Linked DNA regions of Mus musculus: all the other regions are linked to region 1. Evidence: chromatin loops called from intact Hi-C (ENCODE). Cell type or tissue: heart. All regions are shown on one strand. Each heading gives the region's core, and the rest is flanking DNA. Links, peaks and the distances in the headings are about the cores only. Region 1 overlaps Unc5b (unc-5 netrin receptor B). Region 2 has its middle 21 kb from the start of Gm20611. Region 3 has its middle 3.6 kb from the start of Unc5b. Region 4 has its middle 17 kb from the start of Pcbd1. Region 5 has its middle 25 kb from the start of Mir466j.

Region 1 (4,788 bases), core at 243-4,242:
ACCTGTTTACAACCTGAGTTTAGTCTCTGGCCGCACAAAGTAGAACTGACTCCAGAAAACTGTCCTCTGACTTCCAGATATGCCGTGACTCACGCAAGAACACACACACACTCACACACATACACATGTGCATGAGTTCACACACACTAAATGTAAAAATATTTTAAATAATACGATTTCATCAGCCAGTGGTAGCACACACCTTTAGTCCCAGCATGCAGAAGGAAGAGGGAAGTGGATCTCTGAGTTCGAGTACAACTTTGTCTCAAAAACTCAAGATCAGAGAGCCAGTCTCAAAAGACAAACAAATAAGTAAATAAATTAATAAGTGACTAGTAAGATTCGATTTGGTGAGAATTTTGGATTGCAGGCTGTGGGCGCCCTGTCCTATAAATATCACATGAATGATTAAACAATGTGTACTAGAATGCTGTCCAGACTAAAGGAGGGAAGGACCGTGACTGGATCTTAGGCTGGGAAGAGGCACGGGGCCCTTCCTCCTGAGGTGTGGCTCACGGTGCTGCCAGGTGGAGGCTCAGCCAGCTCTCAACCTCTCCCAGGGGATGGCAAGGGCGAGTGGCTCTGGCTTAGGGAAGGTCCCACCCTAAGCAGGGTGTGGGAGTCCTGGGTAAAAGGCCTTTCCCAGAACAGGGGGATAGCGAGAGGCATGTACAGATGTCCGCTGTACTGAGCCCAGCAGCCGGAGCCGAGGGAGCTTTGCTCCGGCCTGGCTCTGACTGCCCTCACCTGCTCTTTCTTCTCTTTCCTGTTTCCCTCCCTTGGTCACATCCGTTGCTCTCCTCTCCGTTTGTGTTTGAGTCTCTCCTGCTTTCTTCTGGCCCCCACCTCCAGACCCCCTTTTCTCTCCTTCAATTTCTGCTTTGCCTTGAAAAGCCCTGATCTCAGGCCCACCCAGATTGGAAAGCCACACCCCAGACAGCGCCTAACCTTAACCACCACTGGGTAAGCCGTGCTCCTGAGGAGGTTCAGCTGCAGGTGTGAGCTTGGTGCTGGGGGTTCTGAAATAAAAAGTCTTAAAATTCCATTCTCATCTAAAATCTGATAGGTAAAAGGATTCGAAGCAAAACAAAGCAAGCCCGACTGAACAGTCAGTGTGAATGATACTGGCCTGTCAACCCCAGGCCACACAGAAAAGACTTTCTCTTAACAAAACCAGAAGAGAACAGTCTAACCCACCATCCAGGCCTTATCACACTGGCTGTGTGACTGTGGGGCAGTCATACAACCTCTCTGGGCCCTGTGGCCTTCTTTCTCTCTATTAGCAGGAGGTCCCAGTGGGGAGGCCATAAGATACCATGAGCACAGTGCCCACCAGGCAGAGGACTAGTACCCTCTGGGCCCTCCCTGCCAAACACTTCTGTATTCTTTATGGATAAACACTTCTTACAACTAGTCCTTCTTTGGCCTGTGAGTTCCTTCTCCCAGTCACCACCAGCCATGAGTTCTAGTCCAAGCAAGAGACAGTTTGCCTGCTGTGGGCCTCAGATGATGACCTGTGCTGGCAGTAAACAGTCCCATGGTTCCTAGTAACGGTGACAAGCGTGGCTCTTGCTCCTATCAGGGGCATATTGTACCTGCTAGCCCTGGGATCTGGGGCTGTCGTCCCCATTAGCTATGTATAGTGACAGTGGTCCCTCAGCCCATGCGTGGGAGGACAGCGGTGAGATGGACAGGCGTACTTGCAGCTCCTGCCTGGATGAGCAGGTAGCGAACCTGCTGGTAACTGGAAGCGCCCAGGGCATTGAGGGCGCAGAAGAGGTCCAGACAGGAGACCGTGTGCAGTGGCCCGGCCCGTGGCTACTTGAGGAGGTCTGGAGGCTGTGTGGAGGACCTGGGTCTTTCTGCTGAGGCTAGCTGGGTGGTGAATGGGTCTGAGGGCCTAGAAGACAGTTACATTGCCCCGGGGAACGGCCGTAGATAGACCCAGATGGAAGCCAGTGGGATTCTGCTGGAGCGCGCCAGAGACTGGGGTAGAAGGGAGGCAGTTTCTTTCCCGCTGAAGACCCGTTCTCTCCCGGCCAGGCTTGCGGGTGCGAGAGGTGCAGATCGAGGTGTCACGGCAGCAAGTGGAGGAACTCTTCGGGCTCGAGGACTACTGGTGCCAGTGCGTGGCCTGGAGCTCTTCGGGAACTACCAAGAGTCGCCGAGCCTACATCCGCATTGCCTGTACGCCTCCTTGAGTATCCCACCCCACTTCCCCATAGAGATCAGAAAGAGAAATACCCTCCCACTGTATGCCAGACGACATGGGCTCCTAGACCCAGAGGCCAGGCCTCCTCAGGCTCCGGGGTTTCCAGCAGCCCTTGCCACCTGGGAAGGGAAGCTGGAGGATTCCAGGCGAGGTCCCAGAGTCAGGGAGGGGGACCCTGTTTCCGCAGGTGAAGGGCTCCTGTAAACAGTTCCATAGGCATGCCCTGCCCCCTAGTGGCCACGGTGGGCATTTCATGCTCACATGCTCAATCCCTTGATGTTCTTGGAACTCTTCTCAGACTTGCGCAAGAACTTTGACCAGGAGCCTCTGGCCAAGGAGGTACCCTTGGATCATGAGGTCCTTCTGCAGTGCCGCCCACCGGAGGGAGTGCCTGTGGCTGAGGTGAGGAGGGGGGCGTGGCCAGCCAGGTAGGGTATTTACCAGCAGCTCCAGACTTCCTGTGGTCCTGCCTGTCCTTCTGAAGCCCATTCACACCAGACCCCACCATCTCTCCATAGGTAGAGCCTCACAGGAAGGGTCTTGGTCTCTGACACCCCTACCTGACATACACCCAATAACCACACTTGTAGATACCACTGGATTTCCATGGGTGTGTCCAGGCGTTTATTCACTCCATCAGCTAGAGACCGTCTTCCTTTCTTTCCCCTCCCACATCCTACGCTGGTCTAGGCGTTGGGGGGGGGGGGCACGGAAAAGGACAAGCTTCATTCATGTCTCAGCTGTCGAGCCCCCAAAACCTGGTCACCTGGTCATTTCTGCTTGTGCCCTCCTAGGCAGTGAGTAAGGTGGGCACCTGATTGGCAGTTGCCACCTGCTGGGCTTTGATCTCCTCAGCAGCCCTGCAGTGTGGGCACGGCCACCGTTTAGAGATGAGAGGGATGGGGTAACCACCTAGGTTATGAACGCTGGTGTGGAGCGGAGCTAAGGACAGGACCCAGGGTCCTGCTGCTTTTAGGGACGTAGGGAGGACCAGACACTAGCAGCCTATGCTTGCTCACATTCATCCGAGCCCTGTGGGATGGGTGCTGTTCAGGTTCCATCTTACAGTTGGCAGACAATGAGTCCTCCCTGCCCTGCTCCACAGGTGGAATGGCTCAAGAATGAAGATGTCATTGACCCCGCTCAGGACACTAACTTCCTGCTCACCATTGACCACAACCTCATCATCCGCCAGGCGCGCCTCTCAGACACGGCCAACTACACCTGTGTGGCCAAGAATATCGTGGCCAAGCGCCGGAGCACCACGGCCACAGTCATCGTCTATGGTGTGGATGGGTGTTTGTGGGCATGGGCTGTGATTATCCCGGGTGCCCTCTGGTGGGAGCTCTCGGTACTGTAGGGGGGCCTGAAGCAATATATCCCCTCCACTCTGCCCCACCCCCACCTCCAGGAGGCCAAATCCCAGGTACCCAGCCACACTCTGGGTGACCCTGGTTAGGTGTTACCCCTCTACCAAGAACCCCATCACACACTGGGTAGACCCTCATTAGGTGTTACCCCTCTATCAAGTTTACTGCGTCACTGTACATCAGGCAGGGATGAGACAGTGACTTCCTAGGCCCTCTCAGGGGCCAACAGTGTCCTCTCAGTGCCCAGTCCCACAGATGAATGGCTCCAACCAGAGTGGCTGGGTTACTAAAGGTGGGTGATGGGCTGAAGATAACCTGGAGGCAGCCAGAGCCATGTTAATCATTTGATGGGCCATCCCTACAGTGAATGGAGGCTGGTCCAGCTGGGCAGAGTGGTCACCCTGTTCCAATCGCTGTGGCCGAGGCTGGCAGAAGCGTACTCGGACCTGCACCAATCCAGCCCCACTCAATGGAGGCGCCTTCTGTGAGGGACAGGCCTTCCAGAAGACAGCTTGCACCACCGTGTGCCCAGGTAGGAGCCACCAGCCCACCCGGGCTCTTCTGCCTATGGGATATGTATGGAGTTGGGACACTACCTTCTCCCAGTGGCAAAGAGCGCAGAGCCCAGGTCCTCAGGGTACTCTATGGTTTCTAGTTTCTGATTCTGTCCCAGGCTGCTTGGGAGCTGGGATCAGAGGCAGTGAGCTGCAGCTGGACAGGGCTGAGCCTGGCTGCAGGAACTGCCAGGGTCCTAGAGAGCTCCCTGCATGTATCTGTTGAGATGCCCATTGGCCACAGACCCTCATCCTCTCAGCAGCCTCCTCCCTGACTTATGTGGCCCTGGTTCTGGGTTCATCTGCCTGCGCTTTGGTTGTGTATGTGTGACCAAGTGACTTTTCTCTCCCAGGTCTGTCTGTCTGTCTGTCTGTCTCTCTATGTCTGTCTTTGTGCCTGAGTATCTTTACCCTCAGCTACTGAGCGTGTCTAACTGCCCCCCAGCCCGTGGGCTGTGCAAATATGATTGGCGTGTGCGTGCATGGGTCCGTGTGTGGGTCTGTGCGTACGTGCGTGCATGTATGTTTTTGTTTCCGTGTCCCCGCTTGAATGCGTAACTGCGTGTCCATGTCTGTGCTGTGCTCCTGCAGTGGATGGAGCGTGGACCGAGTGGAGCAAGTGGTCTGCCTGCAGCACAGAGTGTGCGCACTG
Region 2 (4,788 bases), core at 364-4,363, 270 kb before region 1:
AGATGAGGTAACTAAGGTAATTAAGTGGAGGGGAAGGTGGAGACCAATTCCAGGTGTCCCCAGCTCAGATGCCAGAATGTTCTGTATGCTGTCACCTCTCTCTGTCCTACTCTATCCCCTGCCACCTCCCTCCCACCCCCCCAGCCACCATGACCTCTGCTCTCTGGCTTCCTGAGTTCTGTGGGGCCTCCTGGGAAGACTCTTTCCAAGCGTGTGTGCGTCCTGTGGCTACAATTAATCATGGAATCATTAAGAAGCCATCTTCCTGGTTGGTGGCACCATCTTCCATCTTTCGGCCCTCACATTCTGGTGCCCCTCGGTACCTTCCTCTTGAGGCTGCCTGAGGGTGGATACTACACAAGCCAACCAAACATGGCCCCATCCTCCAACAGAGCGCACCTGACTCTCCCTCTGCTTTTTTGGGGTGGGGTGGGTGTTTCCTGGTTTCTCTGCCGGGAGCTGTGGGTCCCTTTGTGATCCCCCCTAGAAACTGCTGCCCGCGAGCTCCTGAGGCTTACCCCTAGCGAGAGTGGTCCCATCTGAACCAGCAGGACAGCTGAGGTTCTTCACGAAGCCCTTGCTTCTGAGCTTGCCAGCTCTGCCACTGTGGCCATGGCCCAGAACCCTCCGCACTGAATGGGCCGACTGGTATTTCTTCCTCACTTGGGAGCCCTGGGGACACCCTCATTCTCAGTGTTCCCCTGAAGCAGACACAATGGTTGCGGGTTGGGTGAGTCTTCCTTGTTCTATTGCTAAGCCTGCTTCCTGGAGAAGGAGCCAGAGTGTCTCCTGCTCCCTTCCGGATTCAGGGCTCTCCTCTTCCTTCTCCTGCCCTGGTGGCTTTTGGGATGAACTAGATCGTGGCCATGTTCTCCAAGGACATGTCTTCTCTTGCATCCCCCTCTCTGTTTCCCAGGTAAGATTATCAACTCAACATGGCAGCATCGCTGTGACACCTACTGTTTACTCTCTGCTTCATGGGGGTTGGGGAAATAGCTCGTCCGGGGAAGTGCTACCTGCACAAGCTTGGAGTTTCAATTCCCAGAACCCATGGATGCAAAGCCAGGCATGTCTGTAAACCCCAGCTCTGGGGAGGCAGAAACAAGTGGATCCCTGGGACTGTGTGACTGGGCAGCTTAGCCTACTTGTCAAGGTCCTGGCCACTGAGAGACCCTTCTCAAAAAACCAAAAACAAACAAACAAACAAAAAAAAACAAGGTATACAGTTGCTCTCCCCTGTCTTCCATAGTTTCTCTGTCACACACACTTTACACAAATACCCTATCTTCTGGAGTTTCATTTGCCCTGTGGACGTTCCATGACAATAGCGGAGCTGTCAGGAAACCTGGAGATAGGTCCAGACATGAGAGTGGGGAGCACAGGAGCCTCTGTTTGTCCTCGCCCACGCGATTAATATGATGATGCCCTCTGGGGCCAGGGGCTAGTGGCGGTGATGAGTGGGGTCTTGTGTTGGAGGCAGGGGTTCTAAGCATAAGATTTTTGGCTTGAACAACTGGAGAGAGAGGGTTTCAGGGGATAGGAGCCTGCTGGAGGTTTAAGCTACGGTTAAGCTCCAAGGGTGAGTGGGACAGTTGAGTCTGTATTCCTGGGCCCTTGGGCTATGACTTAGAGGTGTTGGTAGGCATGAAAATGAAAAGTTTTAGCATTAGATGAGCTTTGAAAAGACCTACAGAGCCTGCTCAGCGTGGAGCAGTAGGGGCTTCTCTGCCAAGGGCGAAGGGCGGATGAGGGAGGAAATAGTGGCTGGTGCCTTGGAACACCAAGGAGAGGAGGGAAGATGGAAGCTGGGGTCTTAAGGAGGCATAAAGAGTCGCAGGAGTACGGGTTGGGTTATCTCAGAGAAGGCTCTGCAGACCACCAGAGAGAAGGGCCATTTCACTCGTGGGCAGGAGGGAGCTGTTGATGGTGAGGATAATTTGACAGACATGACCGCTTAGGCCCAGTGATTAAATGAATGAGAAGAGCTGAAGTGGAAACTAGGCTTCCATATGGGCCTGTTTTGGGGTTCGCCTTGGACTTTAGATTCTTTTTTGGTTAAGCGGGGTGAAAATATTAAGAACCCACCCAATAGAACACGTCTGTGAAGTCTAGGTGCCATAACCTGTCATTCCCATTATGACCACTAGGTGGCAGCCAGTGCTCGGTTGCCCTGGCACCAGCCCTCCTATGATCCGAACAGGATTTGGAGAGCAGGGACTGGGTTTAGGACTGGCCCATCCCAGCCTACAGTTTTGATAGGGAATCTTCTCTTTATCCTTCCACTACTTCCTTGGAGGCTCCAGGGCCATGTTCCCAAGGGGTGACATCTACTGCTGGCTACACGGGGCTTCTTTCTGACGTAGCTCTCTGCCAGGCGCAGAGTACAGGAGACGTACGCACAGCGTTGCTAGAGGTGGCAAATAAACGCAGCATTTGGGACACAAACACACTCCATATTGTTCTTCGTAAATCTGAAATTAAAACTCATCTAGCCATCCTGTTGCAGTGGTATGAGTGACTGTCACTCCCTTGTACCCAGTGGCGTGCCAAGGCTTGAGGGCTGACAAGGTCATCCCATGGTCACCTGCCCTGCTTGTCTGTCTGTCCATCCTTCATGAGGATGAGCCAGAACTGAGGACACAGAGACCCCTAACCACTGCTCTCTCCTGATTCCATCTTTCCAGGTCCAGCCCGTCCGGCTTCTCTGAAGCCTTTGCAGAACCCAGTGGCAGAGCTGGCTGTAGTTTACCTTCCCAGCCTACCCTGGAAGAGAGGAACTCACCTGCACAGAGACACTGTCTGTCTCCTTCCCAACTAAAGAGCATGTGATTTCAGACCCGGAAGGCCAGCTCTGGGGTGCTCCCTAAAGGCCCATTCTCTTTTCTCACTGGCAGACACCAGGTGTGGAGACTGAGTCCCAGAGAGGGACAGTAAACAGTCTGCAGACACACAGCATCCTGCTCCAGATCTGACCAGTTTCCCTGCATCCTTTAGGTTCTGACTCAACCTTGGCTCCTGAGCAATGTGTAGTACCTTCTGTCCCCCCGGAGGTCCTCTTAACAAGCCCCAAACCAGGCCATTTGCAGTGATTCCCTCCCTGGGTCCTTGACGACGGAGCCTTGTCCACCCCGCTCTACTCGAGAGAAGATTCATGAGGCAGGTGAGTTGGTTTAAAGGGACCCGGAGTCTTTTTATCACCTTGATGGCCTCCGTGGATTTTGTCTCAGGGAGTATCCGAGAGACTTTAATTAAATCAGGAGCTCGGCCCCCACTGGTGTGCCTGCTGCTTATCAGTTTCTTTAGGCCCTGATTCATTACCCAGGATTATTTTTTTTCATCCCTGAAATAATCTTTAAAGGCCTTCTATCAGGGAGATTAAAGCCATAAGTCACACATGTCCTCGTGGACGCTTTGTTTTCTCTGCCCACGGGCAGCATGAAGCCACCCGAGGGCCCGTGCTCTGGTGCCATCCCGGGGTGGGGCGTCCAGCTGCATGGAGGATTGGTAGAGCTGAGGGTGCTGGGCTGGCTGGCGTGGGCAGGAGCGGATGAGAGAGAGAGATGCCCTGCTTTATGAATTGTCTTCCTTTCTTTAACACTCATGTGTCACCTTTGTCTGGCCTTTCCCTCTTCTGGGCTGACCAGAGCAAAACAAATGAGGTGTCTTCGGGAGCAGAGACAGGTGACCGGGGACTTCATCTTCCTTCCTTTCTTGTTTCTTTGTCTGAAGTTAGAGAAGCAAGGTTCTTTTCTGATGGTAGCAGCCCTGATCCCACTTTCAACTGTGGATCTCCCCTAAGGCAGCTACCTTTGAGGCCTAGAGGTCTCATCCACCCCTTCCTTGTCCCCCTGGGCCCTTGGCAAGGAATGAACCCTTGAGTTTGATCTCTAATGGGGACCAGGGACACCACAGGTATGGAGAGAGAGGGCAGGCTTCCTGGAGAGGTGATGATGGAGACTTGGGAAGCTTGCATCTGGTTCCAGGAAGGGGAACAAAGTGGATCCTAAGTACCAGACCTCAAGTTCTGCCTTGTCTCTCTGGGGGAAGTGAGGGCGTGGAGGAGGGCCTCTAGCCTTAACAGATCCTTTCATCCCAAAGGAGGCCTGTGATCCCTGCTGAGTTCCTACGGTGCTGACCACATGGCAGGGGTCCCCTGTCTGTCCTCACTGGTGACAGGTGGTTGCAGTGACCCTGATGTCCCTTTGACAGTGGCTGCTGTGTAGGTGGAGGTTGGGTATTGGGTGGAGTTTAGGGACATCTCAGAGAAAGGTCCCAGGTGAGTCTGAGCAGGGACTTTTGTACCTTGACAGGAGTCACAGACAGCCTTGGGACTCCTTGTGTGGATATACAGAGCTGGGTTAAGGGATCCAGGAACTGGGGAACAGTGTGAACCCCTTGCTCTGAGCACAGGAGATATGTCTGACCCTCTGTACCGAATACTTCTTCTTCTTCTCCTCCTCCTCCTCCTCCCCCCTCCTCCCCTCCTCCTCCTTCTCCTCCTCCTCTTCTTCTCCTCCTCCCCCTCCCCTCCTTCTCCTCCTCCTCCTCTTCTTCTTCTTTTCCTCCTCCTCCTCTTCTTCTTCTCCTCCTCCCCCTCCCCTCCTCCTCCTCCTCCTCTTCTTCTTCTTCTCCTCCTCCTCCTCCCCTCCTCCTCCTCCTCCCCCTCCTCCCTCCTCCTCCTCCTCCCTCCTCCTCCTCCTCTCACCTACCCCCCTCCTCCTCCTCTTCTTCTTCTTTGTTTTTTATTTTTTAAAGATTTATTTATTTACATATATGAGTGCACTATTG
Region 3 (4,788 bases), core at 378-4,377, 55 kb before region 1:
GCCTATACATGGGTTCTGGGGATGCAACTTCAGGTTCTCATGCTCTCCCTTCAAGCACTTGAGCCCCTGAGCTGCCTTTCAGCTCCCTGGTTTCCAGTTTAACTTGCTCACATCTAACATCCACCTCCAAGAACATCCTAGGTGACCAGCGAGAAAGCCTGTCCTAAAAACGTAAGGACACGGGAGTTTCCACAGCCCCGCAAATCACACAGGAAATGACCATGCTTCTTCTGGCTTATCACAGTGATTGACAGCTAATTCATCTGGCACTCCTGGCTGTAAGGGCTGAAACTATCCATGTGGTCATCAGCCACTGTCCTTATCTTTGAAACAATAACCACTCCTGAGCATACCAGTTTGTGCTGTGCTCACCATTGTGTGCTGGGGAGTCCACGGAGACTGGGATGACCACGGAGAGAGACTGGGGAGTCCACGGAACTCACAGCATCTAAACCCCAGCTCTCCACTACCTCCTTCACCACCTCACAGCTTCTCCTACTGGTTCCTTATTCCAGACATGTCTTCCTCCCTCTAGGTATCCCCCAAGTCGACTCTCTGTAGCCCTGGGACAAGGTTCTCTTTTTGTAGGACCACTCGGTGGCCACCACCCTCACTGCCCACCCCACCTCAGATTACTGTGACATACAATCCCAACGATGTTCCCGGCCTTCTGCAGTCAGTGAGCAACCCTGAGTCCCTGCCATCTCCCTAGTATTAGACCTCAGCTCTGGCACACAGGACTAACTGGCTGGAACCACCCCTTCTGGTCTCTTCCTTCCCTAGTATGTGATCGTGCAGCTCACACACACACACACACACACACACACACACACACACACACACACACCTGCCACCTCTCCTCAGGGCCTTTGTCCCTGTGACTTAGTGCCTGGAAGCCCTCCTTTTCCCTTCTCCTATTTGGCCCCTGGGTATTATCTGCCTCCCCCACCCCCACCCCAGCATCCCAACTTTAGGGCGGTGAACTCACTGGGACATGTCAAAGGCATGCTTGCCCATAATCAGAGCCCACTGTACAAGCTGAAGTGCTATAGCTAGGGAATATCAGAACCCCCTGTTGGAGACAATTATGATGGGCAAATACCAGATGGGAGACATCTTCCAAAAATACTTAGCCGATCATCCTCAGCTGCCAGGGTCATTGGAAATGAGGGTGGAGTGCTGAGAAACTGGCACAGCCAACAGGACCCTAGGGAGTCGCCATGAGACAGGTCCTGGCTGAGACCTCATCCCAGAATGAGGCTACAAGGCACATGCCAAGGTAACTTGGTTGAACTCTGCTTCTTCATAATGTACCATCATGGGCTCACCACATGAAGTAAACATTCCATATGTGTGTTAGACATAACAAAGGGGACTTCCTAGGGGGACATGGGGAAACTTTCTGTATCGTGCTCTAAATTTTTCTGCAAACCAAACTCATCACTAAAATAAAGTTTACTTTCATAAATTTGTCAATAAAAGAATTTTGAAGCCAAGTGTGATGGCCCTGGCCTGTAATCCCAGGAATTAGGTGGTTAAGTCAGGAGGATTAGAAATTCATGTCTAACCTGGGCTACAAGAAACCCACTCTCAAAATAAAAAAAAAAATTAGAGACAGTGTATGTATGGCTCAGGGCAACTTTTGGGAATCAGTGTTCTCTTCCCACCCTGGTGGGATTCTAGGAGTGAACTCAGGTCTTCAAGCCCGGCACTGAGCCACTTCACCAGCTATCTTTATTTCTCTACGTATTGTGTATGTTATCCGAGTTCCTGTGTGTGCACATGTGTGTGTGTGTGTACACCCACGTGGAGCCTAGGGGATCATGTCTTCCTGAATCACTTTCTACCTTATGTTTCTAGAGAGAGATTCTCACTGGACCTAGACCTCCACAGCTTGCGGTTGACAGGACACACCGCACCCTGGTTTTTACTGGGTGTTCTGGATCTGAACTCAGGTCTTCCTGGGTTTGCAGCAAGCACTTTACTGCCTGAGCCATCTCTCTGGCCCCTCATCTCAATTTTTTAAAAGGTAAGTTCCAGCTTGTGATCTACTCTGTCAGGGTGGGACTCTCCATTGCCCTCAACTTACTATCTAGGTCTCATTGCCTTCATCTGTGAATGGGGTCCCCCACAGCACCATGTGTGTGGCTAGCATGTGAAGGATTTAGGCCAGGATCAGCATTGAATATGCTAATATTATGGCAAATTGAAGGACTTCAACCATAGACACTTCCTTTTCTGCAGCTTACAACTGACTTAGGGTTCTTCTGTCCCGGACTAATCAGGAGAAGCCTCGTGAACATTATTCTGAACTATTCCCACTCACAATCCCGCATACCCCCGACTTTTATCACCCAGGGGAGAGAAATATCTCTTGGGAGAAGAGTGGACAGAGACAGTCAGTTAGCCTACTCTGCTTGCTGCGGCGCCAAGGAAGCTGAGGCTGCAGTGCGCCGCCTAGTGGCATCCGCGAGCATGGCCAGTGCTGGAGATGCCCTGTCCAGGCTGCTAGCCACTGTTTCAGGGAGCCCCAAAGGCTGCTTTCAAATTATAATTGTTACGAAATAGGGAGCTGTTACTCAGCTAGCTCAGAGTGAGTATGCATATTCCTTTTAGTCCTGAGAAGTGGTGATTATTTCCTTTTTGCAACGGAGGGGACTGAAGCCCGGAAAGGTTAAGTAAGATCTCTCAGCAAGCAGGTAAGAACAGCAGGGAGTCGGGATGGGAGCAGTGGTTTGGGCGGGGACCTGGGGCCTGCATCCATCCTCTGGGGTCCACCTTCCAGTCCTACACGCTATCATGTTAAGAGTGGTCCGGTCCCCGAAGCATCTGCAGCCACCATTAAGGGTGAAGACTGGCCCAAGCTATCAAAGCAGTTGTGCCCCAACAAAGGCTTCCTGCCTCCAGCCTTAAACACTCCCCTCTCCTGGTACATCCCAGGACATCGCCGCAAAACCTCCAAGACATGCAGGTAGAGCGTTGAGACTCCTTCTCAGGGCCATTGTAGGCGTTGGATCAACAGCCTCTCTTTTTCTCTCGCCTCCTAATGCATCTGACTGTGTGCAGGAAATTGTATTGACATGCCATGATAAATAGGAAAAAACGGAGGCCAGCCTTGGCAATCCTTGTTCTTAACTAGAAGTAGCGCCCCCTCCCCCTGCCCTGACTGAGTGCCAAGGCACAGGGTATGACGATGCTTCTGGAAAGTTTTGTACAACGTCTCCACTGTGTTACTGCTAGGGCTGTGGGGCCTTATACATGGGAGGGACGTGGTCATTCTCAGTTGAGGACCAAAGATGAGGTTCCCTGAACTACCGGGGTTAGTGGGGCGCTGGGGCTTGCTGCAGGTGGCTGAAAAATCTCCCTGAGATTTAACATACGTAGGGCCAGAGGAGATAACGGAGATTCCTTCAAAGGGCTGACGCTAGTTCCAAAGAGACAGACCTCCATGAGCAGATGTTAAGAGGGGAGAAATTGGCTAATGGAGAAAGGCAGAAGAGACAAAAGGACAAACAGTCATGAAAGAATATGAATCCTTTTAAAAAGATTTATTTAGGGGCAGGGAGAAAAAAAAAAGAAAAAATATTTCTTTTATTTTATGTATAGAGTGCTCTATCTGCATATACACCTGAGTACCAGAAGAGAGCACCAGACCCCAGGATAGATGGTTGTGAGCCACCATTTGGTTGCTGGGAATTGAACCCAAGACCTCTGGGAAAGGAGACAGTATTCTTAACCACTGAGCCATCTCTCTAGCCCATGAATCTGTTTTTTTTTTTTTTTAAATCTAGTTTCCACTCTGTTATAGTGTGTGTGTGTGTGTGTGTGTGTGTGTGTGTGTGTGTGTGTAACTGAATAAAAACTGTACTTGACAGTAAAAGTTCAGAGCCCCAAGGAGGCCCCACGGCCTCAGACTGGACATTCTAAATACAGAGATGTTCACAGAGACAGATAGAGCCCAGAAGCAATGGCGCAAGGGTTAGAGTGGCTGCCGTGAGCTAGCTGTGTGATGCTTTTATTTGTGAGTTAATTAGAATAAAGTCGCCTTTGCTTTTTTAAAATAGAACTTCCAGACTGAAGGGTGGGTAGGGGCTAGGTAGGAAGAAGGGAAATACTTAATATTCTTGCACCCCTTTCACCCCAGAAGGAATTAAGCAATGTCTAAAGAAAAACACTTTCTATCCCAGTGGGGGAGTGTGAACCTGAGGCATCCACTGAGCTCTCAGGCACAGCACCCTTGACCTCATCGACCGGGTCTCCGGTCTGAACATGGGATGTGAGTGTTGGTACCCAGGCATCCCAGGCGGGTGTTTCCTGCCAGTCTTTAAATATCCAAATACCTGTTTGCCTTTCCAGTCAGATGTCTCTGTGTGTGCGCCTGGAGCTATGTTTGGGGTTTTTAATCTCACAGGCTTTGGTCTATGGGTGTTTTTCTAGGTGGATGTCTGTTTGTACACAGGGTGTTTCAGGAAAGGTCATCTTGCACCTGTGCGTCTCTGTTGTGTATTTACTTGTGTGTTCCTTTGCAGGTATGTGTAACTGTCCGAGGGGCGTGTATCGCTGCGTGCTTGCGGTCTGGAATGGGTGGAACAGGCTGGGTGTGCTCAGCCACTGCTGTTGCTCATGCTGTTCCAGGCCAGGATAAAAATAGCCCGTTTACCTTTGCCCACAGAAACCAAAGTCCTGCCTTGGGCGTTCACTCCACCCGGATTCACCCTACTGGGCCTGGGTGGCCAGCCATGATGTGGGGCGTCACCTATAGCCACAGCCTTCTATAGATCTCCAGTC
Region 4 (4,788 bases), core at 416-4,415, 290 kb before region 1:
CTTTCTCTGGCTTCCACAGTCTCCTCGGTGTTAAGTGCTGGGAAGGTGATTGCCTAGATACTCTGGGCACAAATGCTTTCCTCCCTGGGGGATACTGGAGTGTCACAGCATTCACCAAGCATCTGGGAGTGTCACCTGTATCCAGGGCTTCCTCATCTCTGCACTGCCTCCTTCTCAAGATGGAACCTGTTTGATTTAGGACTGGGACAAAGGACTGAGGTGCATATTTCACCTATCAAAGCAGACCTGGCCTCTAGGTTCTCCCAGCATCCCTCAGTCCCTACCTGGCATACCCTGCCCCAACCCTGAACTTTTCAGCTAGGGGCTGGGCTGCCCTTCCTCCAGAGGTTCTTCCCTATATAATCCAGACTTCATTTGGTCTCTCCCCTTTCTCTGTCTCTCTCTCTCTCTCCTTCCCCTCCTCTTGCTTTCTCCCCCCTCTCCCTTGGTGACTTTCCTGGCCTCAGCCCTTGGGGCCAGTGAACTCAAGAACAGCTTTCTCAATAAACCTGCCTTTAACATAGTCTAATCTGGCCTGAATGGGCTCATTTCACCAGCGAAGAAATAACCTATCAGAACCCAGGTCTTTCCACAGTACCTAAGGAGGGGCTGCTGCTCCCCAGGAGCCAGCTTCTGTCTGCTGTCTTTGCTCTCACTGTATATGATGTCGCTGTCGCCCCCCCCCCCCCCCAGCCCTCTGTTGTCCCCTCTGGTGCCTTTTCAGACACTCCTGCACAGAAATGGCAGTTCTGTGAACAGCTTGCCCTGAAAGAGGGCACCTAAAGCAAGCCCATAATGAGCTTGCCCACAAAGCCGCTCCAAAGCTGACCCCAGCAATGGAGACTGCTCCCTGGGAGACACTCTGTACATCTCCGTGGAGCTAGTGCGGTGAGGACTACAGGCCTGGGGCCTGCCTGTCAGCCCTGAACTGGCCACCTCTGGTCCCTTTCCTAGGCCACAAGCCTGGTACTCTTTCCCTCCTCTCCCAGCACCAATGTCTGTCACAGGGATGTGATCAGCAGAGCAACCAGGGCAGTGGTTTTCATTTGGGGTGGTGGCAGCTCTTGCTTCCTCAAGGGGACTGCTGCTGGTGTTGGCAGACATTTTCAATAGTCCTATCCTAGGGATGGAGGTGGTACAGTTTTCAGTGGGTACCAACTAAAGATGCTGCTAAGCATCATCTGGTAACAGGGTACTTCCAGACAGAGGCTGGTAAACTCTGCCTCCCACAGTGCCACCCAGTATGAGTATGATAGGAGCCTAGAGTGTGAGCGCTACAGGAATTCCAGTTCTCCAGTAGTTTCATTTAAAAAGAGCAAAGGGAAGCCGGGCAGTGGTGGCGCAGGCCTTTAATCCCAGCACTTGGGAGGCAGAGGCAGGGGGATTTCGGAGTTCGAGGGCAGCCTGATCTACAGAGTGAGTTCCAGGACAGCCAGGAATATACAGAGAAACCTTGTGTCCAAAAACAAAAAAACAAAAACAAACAAAACCCCAAAACAAACAAAAAGAGCAAAGGAAACATGAAATTACTTTTACCTTTTTTTCCTTTGAGACGGATCTCCTGCAGTACTGATTGGCCTCCGATTCACTGGATAGCAGGGGATGACTCTGAAGTTTTCATCCTCCAGCTTCCTCCTCCTTACTGCTGGCTCCCATCTTACTGCGGTCTGCCTCTCTCCCCGGGGTGCCCAGAGGAGAAGGGGCACAAGTGGCCGCAGCTACCAGATGGGACAACGCAGGTCTCGTTGTGAGAAACAGACCTGTAGGCAGAGGCAGGAGTATTCATGCAAGTTCCAGACCAGCCTGGCCTGCGCAGCAAGTCCCAGGTCAGCCAAGGCTACATAGTGAGTTCCTGGGTCAAAATCCAAGCAAGAACAACACTCACCACATGGAACAAAACACAAGAAAGAAAAGAAGAACGAGAGAGCGCCTTGGGGGCATATCAGATATTTACATTATGATCCATATAAGTAGCAAAATCGTCGTTAAGATGAACTATGACATACTTTCATGGTTGGGAGTCACCACAACACGAGAAACCGTATTAAAGGGTCTCAGCGTTAGGAAGCTTCAGAATCACTGATATTAAGCGCCCCCCTCCCACCCCCGCGCTGGGGCGCGGGTGGGAGGGATCAGGAGGATGATGAGCCCTGCTGTGCCACCAGGCGCCCCTGCAATGCTGCCTTCTACCAACAGGGGGCAGGGCGCCCTCAGGAAATGATCCGGGTTCTCTTCAACTCTGCAATCAAGGTGGAGCGCTGGGTGAGAGCTTTTAATGCTCAGTGGTCATTTTCTAAGCTTCAGGCCCTATGCTGAGATCTAGGTGAGCTACGCAAAGAGCTTCCATCCTTCGAAGGATATGTCCCCAGGCACGTGGGGGTCTCCACATCGGCAAAGACTCTAGCTGCAGGAAGCCCCAAGAAGTGTTTCCAAGCAGGGGTGATGTGTGGAGGGGAGTGTCTTTCTTTTGCTCAAGTGGTAAAAACATACTTTTATTAGTAAGAATGGAATGCGATTCTATAAATTTAACACTGTTAACCATCAATTTCTTTCCCACTCCCATTTGGTGTGTGTGGCTTTCTTTTCTTTTCCTTGTTTGAGAATCTTGTCATGCATCTAATGTGTTTTGATCAAGTCCACCCCCATTCCCTCCCATACCTATCCATTATTCCTTCCCAACTGTGTGTGTGTGTGTGTTTAACTCATCGAGTCCGTTCGGTGCTGCTAGCAGATGCCTGGTGGTAGGATTGTGTACCGGAGCATGGGCAGCCTCTCAGGTCCTGTGCAAGTAGTCACAGCCTCTCTGAGTTCTAAAAAAGCCCACTCCACAAGACAGAACCCACACCTGGCTCCATTATTAAGGCCAAGGATCTGTGGCTAGAGAGGTCACAGGCCCCAGAGGAGGAACTATCACTGTTATTCTGTGAAACCAATGGTTTTCAACCTTTCTAATGCTGTGGCCCTCCTAGTTCCGTGAATAGGAACTTCTCACGTTGTGCTGACCCCCAACCATAGAATTACTTTTGTTGCTGCTTCATAACTGCAATTTTGCTCCTGTTTCGAATCATAATATCAATATCTGTGATTTCTGATGGTCTTAGGTGACTCCTATGAAAGGCTTATTTGACCCCTAAAGGGGTCCCAATCCACAGGTTGAAAACCGTTGTGTTAAATGACATAGTATTAACCGACTGCTTACGACATCATACCATGGATTGGGGCATCCTTCAACTCTCATCTAGGAAGCTTTTTTTTTTGCAGTAAATGGCAGTTAACACAGAGATGCACAGCTGGTCAGTGCGAGGGACTAAGGGATTCTGGAGTGCCTAGCCATACATGGGGCATCTATACCATATCCCCTCCTCTCAAGACTCAGGGATTACAGTGGAAGATTGGGCAAAAACATTCTAAGAGCCAGGGCCAGGAAGAATTCAAGCAAAAAGTGTTTTCCAGACACTAACAAGTCAGCTGCACATGTGACATGTTTCTTGAGCTGTCCATAAAGGTCGCTAGATTGCCACTCATAGGGGAGGGGCACAGCAAAGCAGCCTGAGGAGGTAGACTGAGTCTGTGTGCCCAGGCCCAGTGGTACATTTGCAACACAACTCTAGTGTGTGTGTATACACGTGTACATGTGTGCATTTTGAGACAGGGTTTCTCTGTGTAGCCCTGGCTGTCCTAGAACTTGATCTGTAGACCAGGCTAGCCTTTAATTCAAGAGATCCGCCTGCCTCTGCCTCCTGTGTACTGGGATAAAAGGTGTGCACCACCACTGCCTGGGTACAACACAGTTCTTGAATGTAAGACTGGGGGATCATTCAGGATGAGGGGTGTGGAATATTGCAGAGAAACAGGAAGTTTGATGTGAGATTGTGTCTGCCAGAAATGTCAGAGACGTTACAGACATGAGGTCTCTGTAACTTGGCTGCCTAAACATGACCTGAACAAGACTGACATCAGTAGACACACTAAAACAGAAGGGGAAAACTCACAGGGCCTCAACCCCGTAAGAAGGACCACAGCAACCAAGGGATGCTGAGAGCAGGGGAAATTGTCTTCCCCAGGGAAGAGCACAGCAGTTGGTTATCCAGTACCAAATGCTCATCTCTGACAACATATGCAAACATGAGATGCGAGCTGAGCAGGCTGTATTTGTATATTTAGGAATGTGTGAGCTTTAGCATGTCCCTTTATTTGTCTGAGTTTAGACTAACTCGGCCTTGATCTGAAAGGAAACCCCGTGCACGTGTAAGGTAGGAGGCTCTCTAGGTAGCACCAATTATTCAGGAAGCAGGGCTCCAGAAGGCTGAAAGCTTTGTGTGTGTGTGTGTGTGTGTGTGTGTGTGCGCGTGCGTGAGCGTGCGCATGTGCCTGTATGTGTTAGTGTGTATGTATGTATAAATGTGTGTGTTTGTGCATGTGTATATATGCATATGTATATGTATGTGTGTATGTATGTACATGTATATATGCGTGTGTTTATGCATGTGTGTATATGTGTGTGAGTGTGTGCATATGTGTGTGAGAGTGTGTATATTTTGTGTATGTGCATATTTGCATATATGTATATGCACATGTGTATGAGTATGTGTGTATATTTGTATGCATGTGCATGTATATATGTATGTTTTTGTTCATGTGTGTGTATGTGTATGAGTGTGTATGTGCATGTGAGTATATGTGTGTGTATACCAATCCATGCACACTCTCAGAGGTCAGAGGAGGGCAACAGGTACCCTTCTTTATCACTCTCTACTTTGTTCCCTTGAGTCATAGTCACATACACCC
Region 5 (4,788 bases), core at 529-4,528, 210 kb before region 1:
GAAGACCCACCCTAGATCTGGGCCATATTTTCTGGTGGCAGCCTACATAAAAGGACACGGAAGTCTAGCAGGCCCCCAGACTTTAGCATGACTGACACCACATTAGAGGTATGTGACCTTCTTGCTCTAAGCATATGAGACACCGAAGGAGAGCCCTTACACTGCAGCTTGATTGCAATCTGGGAGGCATCTGGCTAAGTCCCCTGGGGCATCGAGGGGGCGCCTGGTAGTGAACCAGACAGATGCTCAGCAAAGACTTGCTGATCAATGGATTCATAAAAATAGTGCTGACAGTGTTCAGGGAGGAGCCTCAGCTCATGAGCAGGCAGGAAGGATAAGACTTCTTTCTAACAACTGCCTGTGCACCTTGAGTACCCCAATGGGGTGGGCGGAGCTTCATCAGCCACACCCTGGGGCAGGGGTGAGCTTGCTGTGGAGCATCACTCTGGCAGTGGTACACCCATTTGCCATCTCAATCTTGGCCCTACTTGATGCCTACCATGATGGCTAATTTTGGTTGTCAACTTTACAGCTGGAATCAGCTAAAACCCAAACAGCTGGGCATACATTCATTGATTGTGTCATTTGAGATGGGATGACCCACCCTAAATCTGGGCCATATTTTCTGGTAGCAGCCTACATAAAAGGACATGGAAGTCTAACAGGTCCCCAGACCTTAGCATGACTGACACCACGTTCGTTAGAGGCACCATTCTGACCTTAAAACCCAGCATGCAGGTCACAACACCTGCCAAAACAGGAACAAAGTTCTAGCCCATAGTTCTGGGATCCAGACAAGTTCCTAGATGGATTAACCTTGCTTTTTGACTTCTGTAGTTTTGCTTCTTGCAGACTGAAGTGTGACAACCAGGATGTGGTTTTTGTGCACAAAAGACAAAGATCTGTAAAGCTCGGGCCTGTGTGATTTGACTAAGTTCCCTGTGCGACTGCAGGCTGGCAATATTGATTTTCTTCTTGGCTTTAAGACTGTCCACGTGGTGGCCTCTGGCGGGATTACCTTGAAACAGAAGAAGGATGTTTTTGCTTGCTTGCTCTCATCCTTGCTGACAAGTTCATCTATCCCATTGCTGAGGCATTCCTTCACTGGTATTATAACCCACGTCTTCAGGATTCCAACGGATACATCCAGCCTTGCGGACTGAACAGCACCAGATCTTGGTCTTTGGGTTGGGTGACAGCTATTGTTGAACTAGCCATTCCTCAGCCTCTAAGCCAGTTGATAAATGCCCTTTTCGTATGTGTGTGTGACCAATAGACAGACAGCTATGTAGATAGATATTCATGTTATCAGTTCTGTTTCTCTATAGAACCTTAGCTAATGTACTTACTGAATATACTGTTCATACCTGAGCTCCCAGGCGGGTGACATCCCTGAGTTCCAGTTCTTTACACAGAGCCTCAAGAGCTTTAATAACTTGTTCAGGGCTACTCTGAACAAGGTTTGGTACCCAAGTCTGCCTACCTCCAAGACAGAGGCTTCTGGAAAGATCTGGCAGATTAGGTCCAGGCCGGGGCTGGGCTGAGTGTTGAGGCCAGAGTTTCCTAGATAGTTCTGAACCAGGACAGAGAAAAGGTACAGAGCTGAAGCCTCAGCCTGTTACTCACTGAAGAGCCCCTTTACCTAGGAGATTGTTCGCATTGCCTGGCCAACTCACAGCTGGGGGGGGGGGGTGGCTCCCTTGCCAGGCCTCATTGCATGTCCATCCGTGAATACCAGCAACCTAGTGGGATGGGCAGGCCATAGCTCTGGTTAGGGCTTGTCTCGTCTATTGTAGAATGAATATCCACAGCGTGTCTGTTGACACTTTTGACTCCCACCCCCAGCTTCAAGAGCAAAAGGCTGGAATAGGTTTGTGTAGACTTATTTTGTTGTCTGAACATCCCCATCCCATTCATGATACATGGGCACCATGTGAGTCACTGAGGATTCCAAAAGAACTAAATGAGAAATGACAGAATTCCTCCCGAGTCCATAGAATGTGGCCTGCCAGTATCTGTGAAGGGAGTGTCATCTAGATTTGGGTTAAGAGGCTCTTTGGAGTGGGGGCTATATATGCTGTGCTCCAAAGATGATTGTTATACAGGTAGAAGCGAGACAGAGAGCTGACACTCATGTACTCCGTAGCTGCGGGGCTTTGGGCTAGCCTCTGCTCTTTTCTGAACTACCATGCTAAGAACCAGATGCAGGATGTGGCTGAAGTCAGGTGCCAACCAACTCCCTGTGCATCTCCATTGTCTACTCTGGACCAGAGGACCAGCAGGACACGACAGGTTAAGTAAGGTGTGTGCATGAGACACATACACCTCTCTTCTTCACCGTCACTCCTGTTCTCTGAAAAAAGCCCACAAAGTCTGGTGACCCTGCCCATATTGGTTCCAGCCTTCCCCTGGTTCCCACAAATCCCTCTACACCTAGCCAACTACCTTGTCTGTTCAGATGCTTGCATACGTGACAGATACCACGTGTGTGACTTCAGAGTCCCTGTTCTGCATCCCAGCCCAGTCTCTTCAAGCTTTACATCCGGGCAGCTGCAGGACCTCATTTCTTCCTGCAGGAGACGCTCAATGGTCACCAGGCAGAGCAAACTCCCCTATTGTTCTCTTGAAAATTGAGTCATCCCAAGGGCCCAGAAACCTTTCTGGAGCTGTCTGCTCCAAGGCCTTTGCCAGACGGCAGCTGGAAGCCGGTTAATATTCATTGAATCTCTCTGGGCGGCTGGGAACGCCTTTTAATTGCCTCGTCTCTGTCTAGCCCTTTATGGAGAAGGAGAATAAGAGGAAAGAACAATCAGTTATCTCGTTACAGATCAGGGCCCAGGAGGGGGCTCTGCTCCTCCATCCCATGGAGAGCAGGACCTCATGGGCTGGGGGAGGGACTGGCCTAAGATGTGAACTCCCTTCACCTTCCTGCCATGGCCCTTTCCAAACATACTGGAGAAGTTTTTCAGAGACATTCGAACTCAAATGGTCAGGATCTTGAGACTGACTGAGTTGGGGATACCTGGGGGACAAAAGAGAGATCAGAAGACACTGACTGTAGCTTCCAAGTCTCTTGCCTCTCATTGCTCCAGGGAGAACAAAGAACTAAGAGCTGGAGTTGAGAGATCATCTTATTGTCCATCCACCCATCTATCCACCCATCCATCAATCTATCCATCCATGCATCCATTCATCCACCCATGCATGCATCCATCCATGCATCCATCAATTCATCCTTGCTTCCATCCATGCATCCATGCATCTATCCATCCATGCATCCATTCATCCACCCATGCATGCATCCATCCATTCATCCTTGCTTCCATCCATGCATCCATGCATCTATCCATCCATGCATCCGTGAACCATTCATCCATCCATGCATCCATCTAATTTCCTACCTATCTGACCATCCATCCAATCACCTATTCTCCATTTCTACCTATTAGACACTCACTCCCTGTATTAGTTAGTTCTACCTGATAGGAACAAGGAAAGAAAAATTTATCTTGGTTAACAGTTTTGGAAATTTTGTTCCATGACGGGGGGGAAACTGTATGGTAGAGCCAAGCAGTCCACCTCCCATGGCTCGGAAGCAGAAGGAAAAGATGACTATACTCAGCTTTTATTCAGGTCAGGATGCCAGGCTTTGAGACGGTACAAGCCACGTTCATGGTACGTCTCCTCCCTCAGTTAATTCTCTCTGGAAACCCCCTCACGGACACACTCAGAGGTGTTCCTCACCAGCCTCCCAGGAGCTTCCAAATCCAGTGGATGAGGAACCTTCATATGCCCCAACCATTCATCCACCTTCTATCTGTCTGCCAGGCTAGGAGGGGAACGGCATGTACCCCAAGCCTATCATAGTTCTCAAGGCAAGTTTCTTTCTGTTATATCACTGAGTCTTTACAACTATTGATTCCTACTCTACAAGGGAGAAACTGAAGCACACAGAGAAGCAAGGGACTTGCTCAAAGACAGCGAGGTTAGGGGGGCTGGGAGATAGCTCAGTAGTTAAGAACACGTACTGTTCTTACAGAGGATCTGGGTTCAGGAAGCTCACAACTGCCTGCATCTCCAGCTACATCCGATGACCTCTCCTGGCCTCTGCAGCACCTGCGCTCATGTGCATACCCCCACCACATGCATACACATAATAAAAAGAAAAGGGCCCAGTGATCCCTGGGTGCAGTTGGGCACAAAGGTCCAGACTATGGGGCACAGGAGAGCTGGAATCTAATCCTGTGTGACAAGGGTCTGTGTCTTCTAGGAAAGAGGGCCTTTTAATTTACACAATAATCCCAGCCCAGAGGACACATTTTCCAATGCCCGAAATGCTGTGGGGTTTTGGTGACCCTGAGCTGACTTTCAGCTGCAGGGCATCTAGGCGAGCCACGGGCAGCAGCCTGGCCCTTGACCGTGGTCACGGGGAGCATCATGGGTATATGCTTTTCTCAGAAGTATAACAAAATATCTGGCAGAAGCAATTTGGGGGCAGGGGGTTCCAGCTCATGGTTTCAGAGGACAGAGTCTATCATGGAGGGAAAACATGGCTCTGGCAGAAGTAGGGCAGACTGTGACACAGCAGCAGAGTGTGAGACACCTGGGAACCCATATCTTCTTGGTCAGCATGTGGTACTGCCAGCTTTTCTCATGGGGCCATTCTGGTGCAATCTTACTGTGGTTTAATTTATGACACTGTTTGGGGGACTCACACACCCCTCTTTGTGTGTTCCTATGTATGCATGCTTTTGTGTCTGTGTGTGTGTCTGTCTGTCTGTGTCTCTC

Evidence for each region. A loop is a pair of places that touch in the nucleus more often than their neighbours do. Peaks named below come from ENCODE experiments on the same cell type or tissue, not always from the same donor. Only the 100,000 strongest peaks of a DNase experiment are listed, where the experiment ranks them.
Region 2: it touches region 1 in a loop (6-fold over the local background); 33 of 42 quality-filtered maps call a loop at or near these places.
Region 3: it touches region 1 in a loop (4-fold over the local background); 17 of 42 quality-filtered maps call a loop at or near these places.
Region 4: it touches region 1 in a loop (7-fold over the local background); 25 of 42 quality-filtered maps call a loop at or near these places.
Region 5: a loop joins it to region 1, with 5 times the contacts of the local background. A loop is called at or near these places in 8 of 42 quality-filtered maps.

The regions. Positions count from the first base shown.
Region 1 is chr10:60,777,494-60,782,281 of GRCm38, reverse strand. It overlaps Unc5b (unc-5 netrin receptor B), which reads left to right. Exons shown (of 17, transcript NM_029770.3): 3 at 2,044-2,187; 4 at 2,511-2,614; 5 at 3,318-3,498; 6 at 3,947-4,114; 7 at 4,728-4,788. Among named protein-coding and RNA genes, the nearest start is that of Slc29a3, 27 kb to the right of the region's middle. In heart, for the core only: CTCF peaks have their summits at 2,245, 2,444 (motif pointing left) and 3,546 (motif pointing left); DNase peaks (open chromatin) are centred at 2,451 and 3,504; H3K27ac peaks cover 1,478 bases.
Region 2 is chr10:61,049,797-61,054,584 of GRCm38, reverse strand. No RefSeq gene overlaps it. Among named protein-coding and RNA genes, the nearest start is that of Gm20611, 21 kb to the right of the region's middle. In heart, for the core only: a CTCF peak has its summit at 2,139 (motif pointing right); a DNase peak (open chromatin) is centred at 2,150; H3K27ac peaks cover 476 bases; H3K27me3 peaks cover 893 bases.
Region 3 is chr10:60,832,830-60,837,617 of GRCm38, reverse strand. No RefSeq gene overlaps it. Among named protein-coding and RNA genes, the nearest start is that of Unc5b, 3.6 kb to the right of the region's middle. In heart, for the core only: no CTCF peak of the experiment used is centred there; a DNase peak (open chromatin) is centred at 2,457.
Region 4 is chr10:61,069,952-61,074,739 of GRCm38, reverse strand. No RefSeq gene overlaps it. Among named protein-coding and RNA genes, the nearest start is that of Pcbd1, 17 kb to the left of the region's middle. In heart, for the core only: CTCF peaks have their summits at 1,989 and 2,192 (motif pointing right); no DNase peak of the experiment used is centred there.
Region 5 is chr10:60,983,216-60,988,003 of GRCm38, reverse strand. No RefSeq gene overlaps it. Among named protein-coding and RNA genes, the nearest start is that of Mir466j, 25 kb to the right of the region's middle. In heart, for the core only: a CTCF peak has its summit at 2,570; no DNase peak of the experiment used is centred there; H3K27me3 peaks cover 324 bases.